Linked DNA regions of Homo sapiens: region 2 is linked to region 1. The links are chromatin loops, found by intact Hi-C in ENCODE. Cell type or tissue: ovary. All regions are shown on one strand. Region 1 overlaps HDAC11 (histone deacetylase 11). Region 2 overlaps FBLN2 (fibulin 2).

Region 1 (5,000 bases):
GGGCAGGCTGAGGCAGGAGAATCACTTGACCCTGGGAGGCAGAGGCTGCAGTGAGCTGAGATCATGCCACTCCGCTGCACTCCATCCTGGGTGACAGAGTGAGACTCTGTCTCAAAAAAAAAAAAAAAAGAAAAGAAAAGAAAAGAAAAGAACGTCACTGTCTCAGGACCAGCAGGGGTGACCTGCGAATTCTGGATGTGAGGGGGACCCAGACTGGTGCTTTACCTGCCTAGCCTCCTTGACCCTCAAGCCACCCTAGGGAAGGAAGGGATTATCATCGCTATTTACAGAGGAGGAAACTGAGGCACAAAGCGTGAAGTGATTTGCCCACAGCCACTGAGAGCCTAGATTCAAACACAGATCCAAGTCCAGGCCTGAATTTTCCCTGTATGGGACCACCCTCGCCGAGGGAAGATGGGTGTCTTCCCACAGTTTAGAGATGGTGACCTGCCCAGCCCCATTCCCCAGGGCCAAGAGCAGGGAGGTGCAGCAGGCTTCAGGGAGGCTACCCAGCATCCCAGGCGCCAGGCCTGATGATATGTGTCCCCAGGTCCTTTCAGCTGAACGGACCCTGCGAACTCTCCAGCCAGGAGCCTGGAGCCATGGGAGGGTTGAGGGAGGGCTCAGGCCCAGCCCCAGGCAGGTGCACGCGAGGGCTGGGTAAGCCTTGGCCTGGGGCCCTGCCTAAAAGGGCTGCCCCGCAGCTCACTGGGAGGCCCTAAACCAGAGATGGAAACAGGACTTTGCCCTGTTGCTGAGTCAAAGAGGTGATGAGAACAGAAGAGGGTAAAGAAGCCCCTGGCCAGTGTCACATGTATTATGCACCTGCTGTATGCCAGCCTCATTCCCACTGTTTACCAGAGTCCTCTATAGAGGAGGCAATGAGGCTCAGCCCGGGGCCACAGCGCAGGTATACAGCAGAGGCAGGACTGAAACCCTGGCTGGGCAACTACAGAGCTGCATTCTTTCTCTGGAGGCCACTCTCCACCCTGAGCTGAGGTCACCCTGAGCTGAGGTCCTGGCTTTTACCCGCCCTGTCCACAGTGCCTCAGCCCTAATAAAATCAGGGAGTTCAGAGGTCAACACCCGGGGTGGTGGTGAAGACTGGCCACTCTGCCACTCCACCGTGTGTGGCCATGGGCGAGGGCCTGCAGGCCCCTCTAAGCCTTGGTGTTCCAGCCTGGACAATGGAGCTCCAGGACCCTGCACAGGGAGGCTGCTGTGAGGATAAACAAGGACCAGGCACGCAGAGAGTGGCATGGGCCTCGCCGTGCACGGGCCTCTGCAATCCTCTCACACATGTGGCCTGGCACATGGCACATGCTCACCACAGCCACCCCCCGCAAGGAGGCTACCAGGTGAGGAGGGGAGGAGGCCGGGGTTCTGGTTTGCTTGCCAGGGGGTGCCAGGCTCCTTCAAGCCCTCCCTGGGCCTCACCTTCCCCATCCACAAATCGACAACGCTGACAGCCAGCACTGAGCCAGGGTGAGCAGGCCTCCTCAAAGGATACCTCCCTTCTCGTCCACCCCCACACACCCTGTCCAGCTGCAGTGCCGAGGCTGGGCCTCTGCAGGTGGAACAGGCAGGTGGAACAGGTACTCTCCAGGGCCCTAGCCCCAGCTGCACACGCCAATCCATGATGCATTTCTCAGCTGCCTGCTGTTTTATGACTATTTTTTAATTCACTTTGTACTTTGAAAGTTCAAGCTGAAAGCCAATGGCCCTTTAGAAAGCCCAGTGTATGTTTTCCAGCTGAACAGCATTTCCAGGGTAGGATGTGGGAGCACCCGTCTCTGCGGGCCCCAGCCTGAGTAGACAGCAATGTACCCACAGGTGCCACACTTCCCTCCACCAGGCCCTGCCACCACCGCTGAGGGGCCGTGGGACTGCCTTTCCCATCCGGGTCTCTGTCTCATCTGGACAACAAGGGTGCTGAGGCCTGCCTCTCCCGGGGTTGCTGGTAAGACTATGAGCTGGGGAAGGGCGTGGAAGTCCAGGCAGTGTGCAAGATGCCATGCTCACCAAGACACTGTTTGCCAGAGGGCCTGGCCATGGGGAAAGGGCACTAGTGTTGGAGTCGGATGGATGTGGGTGCATTCCCTGGCTTTGCCATTGCCCAACTCTGCAGTCTTCGGCAAGCCATTTCACCTCTCTGAGTTTGTTTCCCATCAGTAACATGGTGGTGGTGATGATGGTGATGATGAGTGCCGACAGCCACAATCAAGCATGCTTAATTGAGTGTTTACTCTTGCTTTAAGCCCTTCACAAACATTCACTCATTTAATTCTCCAACACCTAGGAGGTAGGTGCTATCATCCCCATTTTGCAGATGAGTAAACTAAGGCACACAGCTATCGAGGGGAGGAGGCAGGACTCAGAGCCAGGCCGGAGGGACTGGAGCCCACGCGTCCGCTCCCTGGGCCTCCCTAGCAATCACGTGACGGCGTCACTTCCAGAGTGGTGCAGAGCCTCACGCGTTGGCCCTGGGCCTGAGCAAGGTGTCCCCAGCCAGTGCTGGCTAAGCTGAATGAAACCAACTCAAGGGCAGGCTGCCCTGGAGGAGTTCCTGGCCCTAAACCCCAAATGTTTGGCTGAGCAGCCAGGGAGGCATCATAAAAGTCTTCCTTTAGGTCTGCCCAGGAGTCCCGCTAGGCAGGGAGGGGCCCCGTGCCAGCAACCGCCTTTGTTTATGCCTGAGGCAGCAGAGTGGGGATGGTCATGCCTGCCTCTGCCCCCGCCCCCGCTGGGGCCCTATTAGCCTAGCCTGGAGGGGTGGGTTCCGGGCAGGGGCCAGGTTACAGCCGGGCACTGCTGCTTCCTGCTGGAACCTCCCTGCGTCTGTCCCGTAGAGAACAGAGCTGTGTCTCCCAAGATGAAATCCCTCTCCCCAAGCCTCAGCTGGCTCACTGGCCAGGCATGGTGCAAGGTCATGCCTCCCAAGGTCTCCCCAGATCATGAGTCTGATGGCCAGTCGTCCTCAGCCTGTCCCTGCTCTTATCCAGGGCTGCCAGCAGCCACTGGGGCGTCAGGGCTGCTGTGCCACCTCTCAGCCACTTCATGAAGCTGACCTGCTCCACTGGGATTGATGTAACTTGTGGTGTAATTTACATACAGCAAAATGCACAGATCCTGCAAACAGGTCCAAACACTTCATCTGGCCTCAGTTCTTCCGCCTGACCTACAGGACATTCCTCCCCCTCACCCTGACAGTTACTGGGAGCAGCAGAAAGCCACCCAGTGTCCTGAGTGCCTTCCAGGTACTGAGGCTCTTATTCCCAGGACAACCTCTTCCACGAGCATCTTTAAGGAAGAAACAGCTCACAGGTTCTGGAGCTGGGGCCTGGGCTCCAGTCCTCACTCCTCCACTTAGGGGCTGCGGTGCTCAGCAAATAACTAACCCCTTTCCTGCCTCTGCTTCTACATCTGTGAAGTAGGCATGGAAACAGTTCTCACCTCAGAGTGCCATGAAGTTCCATATGCAGTTCCCAGCTAGAGTCTGGATAGGGCCTGGCCCTTAGTACCACCTGGTCAGCATCAGCCTTTATCAGTCTCCTCCCACCCAGCACAGGGCCAATCGGGACCCCTGCCTGCTACCCCATGTCCTTTTCCCTGACACCCTGTCTGAACCTCAAGGGGCCACCCTGCCCCCCATCCAGGCTGTGCCACTGATACTGGGGATGCTCTGGTCACTCTGCCCGGCCAAGGCTCTGCCTTTCCCCCTGCCTGGATACCCCACCCCAGCCCAGCCTCATCTCGGGGCAGCCCATCCCCATAAGCGCTCCAAAAGCACCCCAGGCCTGGAAGACACCCCATCCACCCACTGCCCTGCCAGGGCCCCCTCCCACTGTGCAGCAGAGCCACCATCACAGCCCAGCTGTGCCTGCCCACCCATTCCCAGGCTGTCCCAGACCCCAGCCCAGTGACCTTATCACCCTGGGATCCTAGACCCTTCTCTGTCCAGAGTAACCCCCCACCCCCACCCCACCCCCCTGCCAAGTGTGAGGCAGCTGAGAACTTTTACTTTGGGATCTGGCAGAGCTGGATTCAAGCCTGGCTCTACCACTGTTGAGATCTGCTGGGAGGTGTGGCCTGGGGCAAATTTCTCACCCCTGCCAAGCCTCAGTTTCCTCATCTGTGAAATGGGAATCATTACCAACTCCACAGGACTCAGAAGATGAAATAACACACTAGCATTTATTGAGCAGCTACCCATGTCAGGCCTTGCGCTACAAGAACTTTCCATTTTCATTTCCTTTCACCCCTAGGAGGTAGGGATTCTTTGCCTCCAGCACACACAGCAGCCTGGGCCAATCAAGCCTCTAGGATTCTCTAGGAACAGAAGCTCAACAGTGACAAACCATGTCTGTGGCTGAGCCCCAGAAGTCGCTGGCCTGTGTTGGGTGTGAATGGATGTTAGGTGCCTCGAGTCAGCGACAGAGACCAACGGCAAGGGTAGGGATCTCAGAGTGCATTGTTAGAGCCTCGGGGTCTGGTCCAGGAGGCCAGCATTGTTGACATTTTGTGATCTTGGAACCCTTCTCCCTGCAGCAGAGGGAGCATTAGGGAGGCCGGGAGACAGTGGGAGCACCCCCTCACTGTAATGAACACAAGTCCCGTAGGGGGCTGATGGAGCAGGGCCACCTCAATGGACCCACTTTCCCTCCCCAGCCCCTGATTTGATCAGGGCCACAGCTGCCGGCTAGCAGGGGTGGATGCTCCCCCGCCCACTTCCTGGAGGTCCCTGAATGTCCCCATGAGTAGGGCTGAGGAACAGGCCAGAGGTCTGGCCCACCTGGGGCCCCTGGGCATGGAGAAGGATTGGGGCCCAGGCACTTTGGTGAGGCCAGTGGAGGCCACAGTCCCACCCAGGGCCCTGCCCCGGCTACCTATGTTCATAATCCCCAGGCCAGGATAGAGATCCTCGCTGCCCTCTCTCCAGGAACCCCTGCCCCGCCTCACCAGTGTCTGGGTCCCTCCCTGGGCCTGGGTTCCTGCAGGAC
Region 2 (5,000 bases), 120 kb before region 1:
CACCTCACCAGGAGAAAATGAGGAAATTGCCTCCAGGCTGGGGAGGGGCTGGGAAAGACCGTGCCAGGTAAATGGGGCCAAGACCCCATGGCCTTCTGGCTTGGCCCCTCGCCCCCTCACTGAGCAGCCTGGTGGCCTTACTCCACACCAGTCCCCACTGAGCTGGGGCCAACAGCACCATGAACACACATGGGAATAATGTTACAGCCCCTCCCTCAGCCACAGGCGCGTCCCGCACAGGTAGGTACACGGACCTTGGATGCCTCAGATACCCTATTTGTGGGTACAGATGACACAGAGACCCAGCCTCTCTGGACTGAGGGAGCTGGAGCCCCAGGACCTCAGCAGGGGAATTCAGGGCAGAAAACAACAGAAGGAAGGTGAGAGTGGAGGCCAGAGAGGGTTGGGCCAGACAGAGGAGGAAGGAAGGGCCAGCATGGGTGAAGGTGTGAGGGTGAAGGTGTAAGGGTGAAGGGTCACAGAAGGCTCTGGGCCTTCCACGGCGGGTCTGCCCACTACAGATACCAGGCGGCATAGGGTCAGAGATGAGGGCCAGCCTACCTTCACAGCGCTTGCCGTCCGCTGCTAGCAGGAACCCGGAGGCGCAGGAACAGCGGTAGGAGCCGAGTGTGTTCTCACACGTGTGCTGGCACAGGCGGCCTGGCGAGGCCCAGCACTCATTCACGTCTGTGGGAGGGCAGGCAGCAGGTACAGGGTAGGTGGCCCTAAAGCCAGCTCCCTCCACCCCCAAGGGCCATCCAGGGCCGAAGGGGAGGCTAAGTGGGAGAGGGACCCAGAAGGAAAGACAGGGAGAGGCCAGGACAGGGAAAGAGAGAGGCAAAGAGACCAGGTGGCGGGGAGGCAGCAAGGGTATTGGAGGAAGGCGAGAGGAAGAGGCCAGAGGGACAGACACAGGCAAAGCAACAGACAAGAAGAGATGGTGACAGAGACCGAGGGAAGCAGGAAAGACCAGAGTAAGAGGGGCAGAGGCACAGAGATGAGACAGGAGGGACTGAGAAGGTGGGGGCGGGGGCCAGAGCCAGGTCCTGGCAGGCCCAGCAGGAGGATGAGGCCAGCTGGAAGGCGACCTTGTGGACTCCAGCAGGTGGGCCCCACTCAGGCAGTGGAGGTGCTGGGCATGGGGAGGTGGAGTGCACAGAGGGCAGGGGACCAGCCAGGTGTTCCCCAGGGGTCCTGGCCACCAGCCTACCTACCGATGCAGCCCCGGCCAAAGGCATCCCGCTGAAAGCCGGCTTTGCAGTCACAGCGGTAGGAGCCAGGGAGGTTGTGGCACACTTGGCCCTCACCGCAGCGGTGCACACCTGTCTCACACTCATTCACGTCTGTGGGGGGTGAGCAGGGTACCTTGAGGCCTGGGGCTCCCTCCACACACACCTCCCAGGGGTGGGGAAGCGGGCAGGCCGGGCTGGCTGGCAGGGCGGAGGCGGCTGGCCTTACCCACACACTTGGTCCCATCATCGCTGGCGTGGTAGCCGCGCGCGCAGATCAGCGGGTTCCTCTGGCATGTGTAGGAGCCCACCGTGTTGATGCAGCTGAAGCCTGGCCGACATGGCTCGGACAGTGACGTGCACTCGTTGATGTCTGCAGAGGCAGGTGTAGGTGACAGGGAGCCCGGCATGGTGTCCTCCCAGGCCCCAGCCCCTCCCAGGGCCACACTGGGAGGGGGTCGGTCCTGGGCTCCAGACCTGCCCTGGTCAGAGTTGCAGGGCCAGACTGTCCTACCCCTGTGCCCCACTACCCAAGGGATACACCTCCCAGAACCCAAGCACCTGATGGCTGGCCCTACGCCCTCTCACATCTGCCCAACAGAGCAGCTGGAGGCAGGGCGGGATCGAGGCTGAGTGCTAGGATAACTACACCAACCACGTGCCAGGGGTCTAGCTGCCAGGGAAGCACAGCACATTAACAAGAAGTTTTAGAGGCACAGAGACTAAGCAAACCCTTTTTTGGAAGGAGTTGATGGGGGGCGCAGAGCGGGTAGAATCTCAGACCCACTTGGGGACTAGGCCGGCATCTGTAAAACTGTTAAGTCTCAACCCTCGAGTACGGCATGGAATCACTCTAGGAGGTCTCACTAGCATTCTCTGAAAATGGGAAATTTCAGTGGGTGTCACATGCAGTACTGTGTGGGGACACTGGTATTGCAGTTCTTCCTGGATGTGTGTAGATGTCTGTGCCAGGTCATGATCTATCACATAGCCACTGCTGACTGGTTAAAAAAAAGGGATACTCATTCGTATCCAGTCCAACCCCACAGATAGCTTCACAGAGGCCACTGAATAATAACTCAGCCAAGGTTTCACAGCTCAAGGTAATAGGAGCAGCTACACTTTGGGGACAGTGGTGCCCCCAGGGTTGAACACTTGACATGCCCATTCACAGGTAGGGACAAGGGGGCTGGGAGAGGAATGGAGCAGCAAGCCAGGCCTCCCTGGTCTCTAAAGCCCTAAAAGCCCCCACAATGCCTCCAGTAGAGCCCTAGGCTGATGATCCCCAGCCCTGCAGCCCCCGCTCACCCACACAGTTGCCTTCAGGATCCTGCAGGAAGCCATCCATGCAGCGCTGCCTGGCCTGGCAGTAGAAGGAGCCCTTGGTGTTCTGGCACAAGAAGCCCGGCTGGCAGGTGTGCGTGCCCATCGCACACTCATCCACGTCTGCAGCGGAGAGGCTGGGTGTCAAGGGCTGGGGGGCAGGTCCTGCCTTTACACTCAGCAGCCCTGCCCACACATCCCCGCCCTCAGACCCATGACCCTGATGGCCACAAAGATCTCCCTGGGAAGCTGGCACAGCCACATTGTTGCCGGCATGGCCTTTGTCCCAGGAGTAATAACAACGTGACCATGTTTACTGCGCTTCTCTTTGGTCCCACCATTGTTCTGAGCACCTGAGATGGATTTATTTCCTTAAACCCCACACAGCCGTAAGAAGTAGATGTCATGACAAGCCCCATCTTACAAGGAGGGAAGCTGAGGCAGAGACAAGGCTCTACTGCTGGGGAGCACTGGACCAGGACCAGAACCCGGGGGACTGGCTCCCAAGCCTGCTTTGTTAGCCGCTGTCCCACACTTGCAGGGGGCGGAAGTGGGGATATCCCCACCGTGTGCCTAAATCTCTAAGGTAAGGTCATGTGTTCACACTTTAGGGAGGTAGCACAGGTAGCAAGAAGGCTCCAACCCCGGAGACTGTCTTTCTGTTTCTGGAACATGCCAAGAGTGCTTCCTCCCCACACCCAACAGGCCTTGGCACGCTGCCCCCTCTGCCTGAACACCCTCCCCAGGAGCTTCTCATTCAGGTCTCAACTCCAACGTCACCTCCTCCAGGGGCCTCCTTGAACCCACCACTTACAGGGGCCCCCAGCCCCCAGTCACTCTGCCATCTCTGTTTGCCTGTGTGGACCCCGCTGCCCCAACCACAAGGTCAGAGAAGGGCCACAGCACCCCACCCTGGATCCCTGGTACCCAGGACCCGGCAGGCACATAAGAGCAGCTCAGGACGTACTTGTTGAAAGGGTTGGATGAAACCCCTCCCTCTGATTAGAAGGCTAGAATTTTCCAGTAAAAGGGACAGAGTGAACCCTCTGTGGGCTCCACCTCAATGTACAAACCAGGCCACAGCAAGGGGGATAACTGGCACCCAGACACCAGCAGGCAGGAGCAAAGCCGGGGTGGACCTAGCCTGCCCTCACCCTGCCTCAGACTCCCATCTCCGCCCCAAACACCACCATTGTGGGGTCTTCCCACCAGCAGGAAACCCAACTAAGGGGAGCTTGCTAGAAAGGAGGGGATGGAGAGGGGCGTGGCCAGGCCTAAGGGTGGCCAGGGCAGGACAGGGGTGGGACCAGGGAGGGGCGGGGCAAAACTGGCCATGGGGCGGGGCCTCCAGTTGGTCCTTCTGGGCCCTTCTCACCTTCGCACTCGCCATCCTTGAGGGCATAGCCTGGCTCACAGGTGAGTGCCTTGTAGCAGTGGAAGGAGCCCAGTGTGTTCACACAGTGCTCGCCCCGGCTGCACGTGTGCAGGTCCGTCACACACTCGTTGATGTCTGCAGGGAGAGCGAGGCCATCAGAGGCTGCAGAGTCCCCAGGACAGTGGCTGAGTGCAGCCAGCAGACCTTGGGCCACCAGGAGGGAGAGAGCTCCAGGCCCTGCCCTCAGGGAGCTCACCATTCGGAGATGTGGCTGATGTCTCGGCACCCAAACATCCCTTCATTCAACAAAGATTTATTGAGCACCTGCTATGCACCAAGCACTGTTCTTGGCACTGGGTGTACATCAGTGACCAAGACAGAAATCCCTGCCCTTGTGGGGCAGACACTCAAGGGGAGAGGACACAATAAATACATAAACAAACATAAATGGAGGTGGTGATGAGTGCTATGGATAAAACAGAGCAGGACGCAGGAGACAGGGAGTGCCCAGGTACAGCGGGGGGCGCTGGGCGGGATGGGTCAGGGATGGATTCTCAGAAAAGAAGACATCTGAGCAAAGATGTGACAAGATGACAGACTGGGCCATGCAGACAGTCCAGGCAGAGGCGTCAGGGATGTAAAGGCCCTGAGAAGGAAGCCAGCTGTGCAGGTTCAAGGGCCCACCAGGAGGTGGGTGTGCTGCAGGGGAGGGAAGGGAGAAAGAGGGTGAGCAGGAGGAATGGAGGGAGCCATAGAGAGTTCCAAGCAGAAGAGAAAGTGGTCTTATTTATTTGGAGCAAGGATCCCTGGCAGGGGCTGGAGAATAGGGGTGAGGATCCAGGCAGGAGATTCAGTGGCTCGGACTACCTTCAATGGGCTGGGAGAAGTGGCTAGATTCTGAAGTATTGTGAAGCTGGAACCAACAAAACCCACTGATGGATGAGATGAAGGTGAGGCAGGAAGAGGGGCCCAGAGCTTCTGGCCAAGCAGCTGGACAGGTGGCAGTGAGGGCCGGCTGTGAGGTGTAGGCTGCAGGGGAAGGTGGGAGCCCTGCTGGCCATGAGAGTTTGAGG

The links. Peaks named below come from ENCODE experiments on the same cell type or tissue, not always from the same donor. Only the 100,000 strongest peaks of a DNase experiment are listed, where the experiment ranks them.
Region 2: a loop joins it to region 1, with 2.2 times the contacts of the local background. A loop is called at or near these places in 5 of 110 quality-filtered maps.

Annotation. Positions count from the first base shown.
Region 1 is chr3:13,505,592-13,510,591 of GRCh38, reverse strand. It overlaps HDAC11 (histone deacetylase 11), which reads right to left. Exons shown (of 10, transcript NM_024827.4): 10 at 4,176-5,000. Among named protein-coding and RNA genes, the nearest start is that of HDAC11, 28 kb to the right of the region's middle. In ovary, no CTCF peak of the experiment used is centred here; no DNase peak of the experiment used is centred here.
Region 2 is chr3:13,625,507-13,630,506 of GRCh38, reverse strand. FBLN2 (fibulin 2) reads right to left here. Exons shown (of 18, transcript NM_001004019.2): 10 at 3,928-4,062; 11 at 2,538-2,675; 12 at 1,459-1,602; 13 at 1,215-1,343; 14 at 562-687. Among named protein-coding and RNA genes, the nearest start is that of SNORA93, 9.6 kb to the right of the region's middle. In ovary, no CTCF peak of the experiment used is centred here; no DNase peak of the experiment used is centred here.